Regions from separate parts of the Homo sapiens genome. Here region 1 is linked to region 2. The links are chromatin contacts, found by Hi-C or POLR2A ChIA-PET in ENCODE. All regions are on one chromosome and are shown on one strand. The core of a region is the stretch at or near the end of the contact, and the rest is flanking DNA. Distances in the headings are between cores, read along the strand shown. Region 1 overlaps LOC124901499 (a long non-coding RNA gene). Region 2 overlaps QKI (QKI, KH domain containing RNA binding).

The links. A loop is a pair of places that touch in the nucleus more often than their neighbours do. ChIA-PET counts read pairs that join two places held with the same protein, here RNA polymerase II (POLR2A). Pooled maps may share reads with other maps.
Region 1: a map with no recorded cell type shows a loop between it and region 2 (7-fold over the local background). The contact joins two enhancer-like sites. A Hi-C loop is called at or near these places in 1 of 37 single-sample maps with no recorded cell type and 3 of 50 pooled maps. POLR2A ChIA-PET finds 5 or more read pairs at or near these places in 1 of 52 experiments (GM12878).

Annotation. Positions count from the first base shown.
Region 1 is chr6:163,754,859-163,759,840 of GRCh38, reverse strand. LOC124901499 (a long non-coding RNA gene) reads right to left here. Exons shown (of 2, transcript XR_007059932.1): 2 at 1-616. Among named protein-coding and RNA genes, the nearest start is that of QKI, 340 kb to the right of the region's middle. Within about 2 kb of position 3,585, at least 4 of the 41 ENCODE cell types and tissues checked have a DNase peak (open chromatin) inside an H3K27ac peak, as active enhancers do.
Region 2 is chr6:163,458,575-163,463,353 of GRCh38, reverse strand. All of the region lies in intron 2 of QKI (QKI, KH domain containing RNA binding), which reads right to left. Among named protein-coding and RNA genes, the nearest start is that of QKI, 46 kb to the right of the region's middle. RefSeq lists an enhancer at 2,743-2,972. Within about 2 kb of position 2,838, at least 7 of the 41 ENCODE cell types and tissues checked have a DNase peak (open chromatin) inside an H3K27ac peak, as active enhancers do.

The sequences.
Region 1 (4,982 bases), core at 2,336-4,835, 300 kb before region 2:
TTCAGCACCTACCGTGTGCCAGGCACTCTGCTATATCCTTGGGATGCAGTGGTGAGTAAAACAAGTAAGGGCCCTGCATTCCTGTGAGCTGACAGTCAAGGAAGAAGGAAGACAGTGAGCAACCAGAGTGACTGGCTGTGTACTCGTAAGTGCTGGGGAAGAAAACTAGTCAACTATTGGAAACAACCGGCAACCGCAGGGAGAGACTATTAGCTTCAGCAATCAGAGAAGTGTTCCCTAAAGAATCAGCAACTTCACTGACCCAAAGGAAGGATGACCAGGGAGTAAGTAGGTGAAGAAAGGAAAAGAGAGCAATTTGGGAGGGGAAAAAAATCAGAATCAGTCTCAGAATGTTCACATAGAAAGAGCCTGGGGTGGCCAAAGGCCCCTGCACCCCACTCCCCAACTCACTCAGCTTCACTTCCTTGCCTCGCGTTCTCTCCTTAACTCACTCCAAATGTTTTCCACCTCTCACTTTTTGGCCATCTCAGCATCATCTCCAACTTGAAGCACTTCCCACTAGCTTCAGTTTCCTTCTCTTTCTTGATTTTCCTCATATCTTCCTGGAATTGCCTGTTCCTGGGACTTCCCACTCTTCAGACCTTCAATCTTCCACCTGTTAAAAGAAAAATGTCAGCTGAATTAAATTTAAAGGAGTTTAACTGAGCAATGAACAATTTGTGAATGGGCAGCCCCCAGAATCACAGTAGATTTAGAGACTCCAGAGCAGCCACGTGGTCAAAAAAGATTTACAGACAAAAAAAAAAAAAAAAGGAAATGATGTACAGAAATTGGAAGTGAGGTATAAAAACAGCTGGATTGGTTACAGGTTGCCGTTAGCCTTATTTGAACTTGGTTCAAACAGTTGGCTACATTTGGCCAAAACTCAGTAACTGGCACAGGTGTGGGCTATTGTTGGTTTACACCTCCACTTGTTATAGTTCACGATGTACAGAAAAACCTTCAGGCTGAACTTAAATATGTAAGGAGGCAGCTTTAAGATAAACTTGATTAACACACCCCTTCTGCTCTCCCCTTGTTCCCAGCCCCTGGGGCCACATCACTGCTCTTTGAGAACCTAGGGAAGCCCGTACATACACGATTGTAAACAGTGGGTCAAGATAATCCAGAGTATATTTTAAAGAGATTGCTCTATGTGGAGCATAAAAAATAAAAGCACGCATATGGGGAGCGGAGCTAGAAGGCAATAAGATGCACGCGGCAGTAACGAGGATGTGTTACAGGAAAGGGGTCCTGACCAAACCCCAAGAGAGGGCTCTTGGACCCCACGCAAGAAAGAATTCGGGGGCGAGTCCACAGAGTAAAGTGAAAGCAAGTTTATTAAGAAAGTAATGGAGTAAAAGAATGGCTACTCCACAGGTAAAGCAGCCCCAAGGGCTGCTGGATGCCCATTTTTATGGTTATTTCTTGATGATACTCTAAACAACGGGTGGATTATTCATGCCTCCCTTTTTAGACCATATAGGGTAACTTCCTAATGTTGCCATGGCATTTGTAAATGATCATGGCGCTGGTGGGAGTGTAGCAGTGAGGACGACCAGAGGTCACTATCATTGCCATCTTGGTTTTGATGGGATTTGGCCAGCTCATTTACTGCAATCTATTTTATCAGTAAGGTCTCCATGACCTGTATCTTGTGCTGACCCCTTATTTCATCCTATGATTAAGAATGCCTTAACCATCTGGGAATGCAGCCCAGTAGGTCTCAGCCTTATTTTACCCAGCCCCTATTCAAGACGGAGTAGCTCTGGTTCAAACGCCTCTGACAGACGGACAGGAGTTGATAAAAGTGGATGTATGTAAGAGATATTCCATATATTTAAGAGTTGAAATCCTCAGGACATGGAAACGAAAGGAGGAAGAGAAAGAGGTCATAGTCTGAGGGTCCTGGTGACCAGGCAGGTAACAGTGCCTTTTACTGATGTGTGAAATCAAGGAGGAGCAGCTTTCAGAGACAGACCAAAGGTTTAGGTTTGAACATGAAGAGTGTCCTTAAGAAGTGCAAGTGGGAATGTTAATGGGCAATGAGATCATTTGCATCTGGAATTCAGAGAAGCAAGCTGATCTACAAATTTAAAGTTTGGAGTCATTGGAATGCAAATGGCACTTGTAGCTGGCAACAGCCATGAGCAAGGGTGAGATCTCCAGGCAAGAGCAGAGTGTGAAGGAGACCTGAGAGCAAACTGTGAAGGAGAACAGGATGGAGAAGTCTGCTGAAGAGGACAAGCAGGAAGAGCAGCCTGAAAAGAAGGCAGGGCCATGAGGGGAAGTCAGCTGCCATCAATGAAGCCAGTGTGGAGAAGGAAAGGAGAGATCAGCCAGGTCAAATGCTGAGAGTATGAAATGAAGGCTGAAAATGCCCATCACACATGATGATGTGGAGATACCTACTATTTTGTTAATATGATATTAGCAGGATACAAAGTTGAATGCATTGAGGAGTGAAGAGGAAATGAAAAAATTGGGCTAGTTACGCTCAACAAAATAGAACAAAAGACCCTATTAAAAAATGAACAAAGAATAGATATTTCTGCAAAGAAGATATACAAATAGCTAACAAGCACATGAAAAGATGCTCAATACCACTAATCATTAGGGAACTGCAAATCAAAACCACAGTGAGATACCACTTTATCCCATTAGAATGGCCACTACTGGAAAAAGAGAGAAATACAAAATAATAACTGTTAGCAAGGATGTAGAGAAATTAGAATCTTTAAGTGCTGTTTGTGGGAATGTAAAATTGTATAGCTACTATGAAAACAGTACGGAACTTCCTAAAACATTAAAAATAGAATTACCACATAATCCAGTAATCCCACTTCTGGGTGTGTACCCAAATGAATTAAAAGCAGGGCCCTGAAGAGATATGTGTACATCCATGTTCACAGCAGCACTATTTACAATAGCAAAAAGACAGAAGCAACCCAAGTGTCCATCACTGATGAGCGAATGGATACACAAAATGTAGAAATGTAGTGTATATACAGCCGGGCACGGTGGTTCATGCTGTAATCCCAGCACTTTAGGAGGCTGAGGCGGAAGGATCACAAAGTTAGGAGATCAAGACCATCCTGGCTAAGACGGTGAAACCCCATCTCTACTAAAAATACAAAAAATTAGCCGGGCGTGGTGGTGAGCGCCTGTAGTCCCAGCTACTCAGGAGGCTGAGGCAGGAGAATGGTGTGAACCTGGGAGGTGGAGCTTGCAGTGAGCCTTGGCACTTCACTCCAGCCTGGGCGACAGAGTGAGACTCCATCTCAAAAAAAAAGAAAAAAAAAGAAAAGAAAAGAAATATACGTGTGTGTGTGTGTGTGTGTGTGTGTGTGTGTGTGTGTACACTACTATGGAATATTAGCTCCAAAAAAGAAAACTTTGACACATGCCACAACACGGATGAGCCTTGAGGACATTAAGCTAAGTGAAATAAGCCAATCACAAAAAGACAAATACTGTAAGAGTCCATTTACATGAAGTATCCAGAGCAGTCAAATCAGAGAGAGAAAGCAGAATGGTGGCTGCCAGCGGCTGGAGAAATGGGGAAGGGAAACTTGTTGCTTCATGGGTATAGAGTTTCAGTTCTGCAAGATGAAAAGAATTCCGGAGATCAGTTGCACAGTAATGTGAATACACTTAATACGGCTGAACTGTTTACTCAAAAATAGTTATGATGGTAAAATTTTTTGTTATGTGTATTTCACCACAATTTTTTAAAACTCAGCTATGAAAATGTAACCCTTATATGTGGGTAGAATAAATCACATGTTTTAGTAGCTAAAAAGAAATACTCGGCTAATTATTGTATACACTTCTTTCAAGGAATTTGGTGTAGAAGAAAAAAGAGATCAGGTGGTAACTGAAAGACAAATGTGAGATTAAGAGAAATTCATTTCTTCTATAAATACGGTAGAAGCTCAAGCATATAGAAATGATGATAGGAATGAACTGGGAGGGGGGAAATTTAGAGCAGGAAAGAATAATCAATATTGAGACATCTCTCAGAAGTGGGAGGAGATGCAATCCAGAACACAGATAGAAAGATGAGGCTTGGCCAAGAACACAAACACCTCCTCTAAGTGCAAAGAGAGGGAATGAGGCTGGGAGGAAGGAATGAGGTATTCAGTCAGGTATATTGATTTGGGAGCAGAACGTTGAAGGGTTCTAGTCTAAATGCTTTAATTTTCTTAGAAAAGAATCAGGGTTCTCTTCTGAAAAGACAGGTATTGATGAGGCTTTAGAATTTCCAAAATAGTAAAGAAAGTTCAAAATAGTCATTAAGAGCACAGGAGAACATCCTGGCCAGGGAAATACGGTAGGATTGCTCGGCAGGATGGAGCCCCCATTCAAGGCTGGTATCTTATGAGTTTATCAGGATTCTTATCTGCCCTATTGTGTGGTTTTCTCTGACCTCCTGGGATACCTGGGTACAGGTACAGAGAAAATGTATTGTTGAGTTCGTCCAGAGTTGGGGTTTTGACAAATTTGCCGAGGGACGGGGAGATGATTTGGTAAGACCTAATGTTGAGGAACCAAGGAATCTAAGGTACATATGGAGAGAAATAAGGAGAGACCAATGGATGAGGAAAAGGTTAAAGAATGAATGAACAGGGGGTTCCGAGGGCCAGAGATGGTTTTAGTGGAAGTAGCTGATCAGGCAGCTGGAATGGTTAAAAAAAAACGTGTAGCAAGAGAGAGGAACATGCATATTAAGAATCTTGGCAATGACACTGCATCAAGTTGGTGGGGCGGGGTGGGGGACACATGACAAAGTGGGGGAGTGGCCACATGTGGGGCACCAAGAGGACAGGCCATCAAGCGCATGCTGAAGGCACCCAGGAAGACGGCAGAACCAGGGTGGAGAGAAGACAGAAAACCAAGTGACAAAGCCTTCATTTGTTAGGGAAAAAGGAGGGGTGCTTTTTACAGTTTTATTCACAACATTTGCTATTATGGGTTGCATC
Region 2 (4,779 bases), core at 1,589-4,088:
ACTGCACAGTGCTTACCACTACCACCTACATCTAATACATGTGAGGTTACATCAGTAGCCCAAATCCTAGAACACCTAGGTTGATTCTAGAGTTCAGACACTTAATACAGTATAATGCCTCTCTTCTAATGACCTTAACATATACCCTGATAACAAGAAAAATTCATGGTTAGTTTTCTCATTATTGTTAATCTTTCAAAATGTTTAGTACTCAGTTTATAGAAACTCTATTCAAATCCAAGTTTACTTTCAGAATTAGTCCAGTTGTGTTTTTATCATTTCTTCCCCACCTACATATATCCCAAACATATCATTACTGTATCATTTCAGATAATCACATCTTGGTTTCTCAATATTTTCATATGTTTTACTGATTGTCACCACTTTAATAATCATCACATACATCTTTATTCTCAACGAATGGCAATACCAGCAAGGCCCTTCCCTCATTCTTAGCCTTCACATGTAAAAGATAAAGAAATCTTAAAATTCTCCCTATTTAATTTGTGCTTTTCATTTCAACTGCCATTGCCTGAGTTCAAGCTCTCATTATTCCATACCAGGATTGTGGCTATATCAGTACCATGAGAGCAATTACATCTTTTCATATTCCTGTGTCCTGTTACCTAGCACAGACCACACACAAACATTTCCAGGATGAAGAAATGATACCAAAATTTTGCTGTTTTATATTCAGATATCCTTTTTAGTGTTCAAGTTCTAACTACTTTTCAAATTTTAAGAGTTTTGTTTTAATCTGTCCTTAACATGGCAAATTTATACTATTTATATGCAATCTTAAAAGTACAAAGAAACTAATCAAAACAATCATTGTTCTGTAACCCCAAACAATACAGGATAGAAGTTTTCAAAGTCAATCAATTCCCTACCAAATAATAAAGAAAATATTATACCAATATGAAACAAGTAGATGCCCAAGTTTATGATAGACAGGCTGCTTATTGATGACACTGATTTTGGACTTGGGAAAAGCAGTGTTCTATGGCAGACAAAACAAGATTTCAAGAAATCCCCAATTTATTTGTAAGCTACCTTGTTGTAAATCCTGGGTTTATTAAGACATAAAATATGTTTTCTGGCTGGGCGCAGTGGCTCCCGCCTGTAATCCCAGCACTTTGGGAGGCTGAGGCAGGAAGATTGCTTGAGCCCAGGAGTTCAAGACCAGCCTGGGCAACACAGTGAAACCTTGTCTCTAAGATAAAACAAAACAAAAATTACTTAAATATATATGTATTTTTTCCCAATGAAATGATTAACTGAATTTATCTCAAAAGCTAGTAGCTGAAAAACTCAACCTCAACATCCCTAAAGTAAAGGCACGTGATCTCAAAAACTAAGGTACTTTTCCGCCCAAACTGAAATCAAAAGAAAACATAGTCTCATTAACTTACAAAATAAATTTAGGTCACCTACTTATAAACAGGAACTGAAATGAGTGGAAGAGTTCAAGCAGTATAACCTTTGACTGCTTCATAGCCCATTTCATGTGTGACAATTCTGAGGGGTTAGGATGAGGAAGATTCTGTTATTAGCCATTTTACTCCCGGAGACACTGCTCTCTCAAATTGGGCTGAAAGTAGATCATCACCTTGAGCTTTCCTTTAATCTTTATCAGAAACAGCTCAATGTTCCTGGAATATGGATAGCACTGAGAAGCAGATTTCTCCTCGATTTCCATATTACATACTTTGGCTATTTCAGCAAGAATCTTAAGAGATATGGAGATTGAACACCTATGAGTAGATATCAAATTATCCATAAGTCCTTTGAAGCAGTAATTTTAACAGAGTAGATCCTAACATGAAACTCTTTTTAGATAAACCATAGACAAACGTTTCTGTCTAATCTGAATAATTCTTCCCTAACAACCCCATCTTTCATTTTGTTCTTCTAAGCACTAGTTCCTATCAAATACTAAAATATATTATTTATAAAAGAAAGTGCCTGCATTTTTAAAACTCAGAGAGGCCTTATTATTTAAAGAAATGTTAAACGTTGGAAAAATATCAGCTAAACAAAATGTATTGTTTTCAGACTGTCCTGTAACCCTTTCTGTAATTATTTACTAACATTCTAAGAAATGTGGTATATCCCAAACCATAAAAAGCCTATGAAATATTTGGTACACAACAGGCCCTAAATATACCCTTACAGAGTGAAATAAAGAGGAAACTTCAAAACAAAACAAAGAGTCATAAATTGGCTTTTACTAAACCGATCTAGTTGAACTTATACATTAAGTTTTCCCTACCTAAAACATAAAGATATGCCCTATATTATCAAATCACACTGCTAAATTAAAACTTTAATATGTAATCTGAATCACTTCACAACTCCACTGAATACAAATATGTACTAACCTTTTGAGAAAAACTACCTTTAAATAGATTTCTGTACAAACTATCAAAGACAGATGTGTAGATCGTAATTTTAAAGCATTATTATTTTCACTCACAAAATATGATCATATTCAGGCAAAAATCAAGTGTTAACCTGGGTATTGAAAAAGGAGACTTTGAATATCATTAAATTTTGATTTAATATCATTTGTTATTCAGAAGAATGAAAGTGAAAGTAGTGTACATCAAGACTCCTGAAGTTCGTGATCCTTCAACAATAAGAAGGCCGCAATGGTCAAAGGAACAAAGACTTTAAGGAAAGATAACTTACTGAATTGGCCCCTCTCCCCATAATCCCTCTAAAACAAACGCCAGCTCAACACCCAATTTGACACCAACTTCTCAAGACTGCTGACAAACAACAACCCTATGCTAACTAACTCAGAAGCTATGACGAGCCTAAGCTGATTTGCAAACCCAGGAAAATGAAACAGAAAGAGAACTTACAACTCGTGTTCCATCATCAACATGTATTATTATAAGAGAGACAGTGGAGTGTACTGTGAATAACATTATGAATCTAAACTACTAACTATAGCAACCAGGCTGGGATCCTACAGGCTGAAAACACAATCCTTGAAAAGACATTTGTCTGTCTTACAAAACCTTTGACAATATGGGTATTCATGATGGCCTAGACCCAAGAGATGCCTTTCAAAGCTATTAGTCAAAATTAAATCCCATTTTAAAAACATCAGAAAATCAGAATTATATTCACATAAAACTCCAAGAAGTCTCACTACAATTTAATCATCATGTCCAAAGGAAGCAGTTTACCAATCTAATCTGTTCATGTATTTAACAGGACGACTAGTATCATCAACAGCTAGACCTTGCCAATATTTATCAAGTCTACTACTCTGGCAGATCCTATAGAACAATTTCTAACAACTTGAAATTGATAACTAGGCAAATTTAATGACAAAATTATTACTGACTCATTCAAAATATAACACTTTTTACTTAAATAAATCAGTTAACTCTATTCATAATCATTTATAACACATCTCCATGGATTCAAACAAGAAAACCTGACCAGCCAAATAAACAATTTGATGGTCTAAATATAACTTCAATGTTCTTTCATGTCTGTAGTTTCATGAATGCATGAGAAACTTAAAGTCTTCAATAATTTAATCGTTTATCCTTCACACAAGACTGAACTCCTTCAAGAACAGGATTATTTTTCTTATGTGTAATCACAAAAACCACAGAGTGCCTGCTCTATCAGATGTCACACATTTGTTACCTTTACTCCTCCCAACAATCCTATGAAGTGAACCTTATAACTTCATAGACAAAGAAACAGATTCTAAAAAGCAAGCATATGCTCAAAGCCAATGTGATCATCTCAATTATTTTTCGGCAAATATTTATTTCAGTCCCCTTCTCTCTGTAAATGAAGTGACTTGGTATCACTAACGCAGGGTTTCTCAACCTCAGCACTACTGACATTTGGGTCCAGGTAATTCTTTGTTGGGGGGCTGGAGGTGCACGGAGGCTGACTGCCCTGTGCATTACAGGATGTTTAACAGTATCCCTGGACTCCACCCACTAGATGCCAATAGTACCCCCTCTCCCAAGTTTAGACACCAAAAGTATCTCTAGTATTGCCAAATGTCCCCATAGGTAAAACTGCCACCAGGTGAGAATCACTGGGCTAATGGAAAGCAACAAGAGCAGACGCCTTATACCTGCTTATGCAGTTTGGCTTGGATCTTGCATTCCAGTGGCCTGCCATAAGAGCATGCCCTAAGCAGCCACTGCCCGCTTTAGCCTGGGCCCAGCAGGAACATAAATGGAGAAGATCTAAACCCACCCAGTTAGCCTCAATCAAGCTAGGCTTCACCCTAACCAGTAGACCCTCAGCCAACATACAGACCCATGAGCACAGAAATAAATGATTATTATTTTTAAGCCACCCAGTTTTAGAGTGTTTTATCATGGAGCATTATTGTGGCAACTGTTGACAAATACAGCCAATAAGAGGATAAGCCAGAATTCAAAACCTAGGCCTGACTAAGAAACCTATTGTCTTTACTATATCAAAGAGTTTTTTTCAAAAGAATTAAATATTCTTACCTAGGATGTGCTTGGTACACAGTAGAGATGCAATAGAAGTCTGCTTTATTAATAAATATTAATTCTGTGAAAATTTTAATACATTTTCAGTGGCCTATTCATATTAGCCTCTCATTCTCACATCATGAGGCCAAACTTCAAAAACGTTGCAAAGGGCTACAGACTATAGCACTACTTCATTTCTCAGACCTTGAGTCTGAGACTTTCTTCTCATATCAGTTTCAGAGATCTGCACTGCCAAGTCCAAAACACATCTCTAACTTAACACTGACTTCTG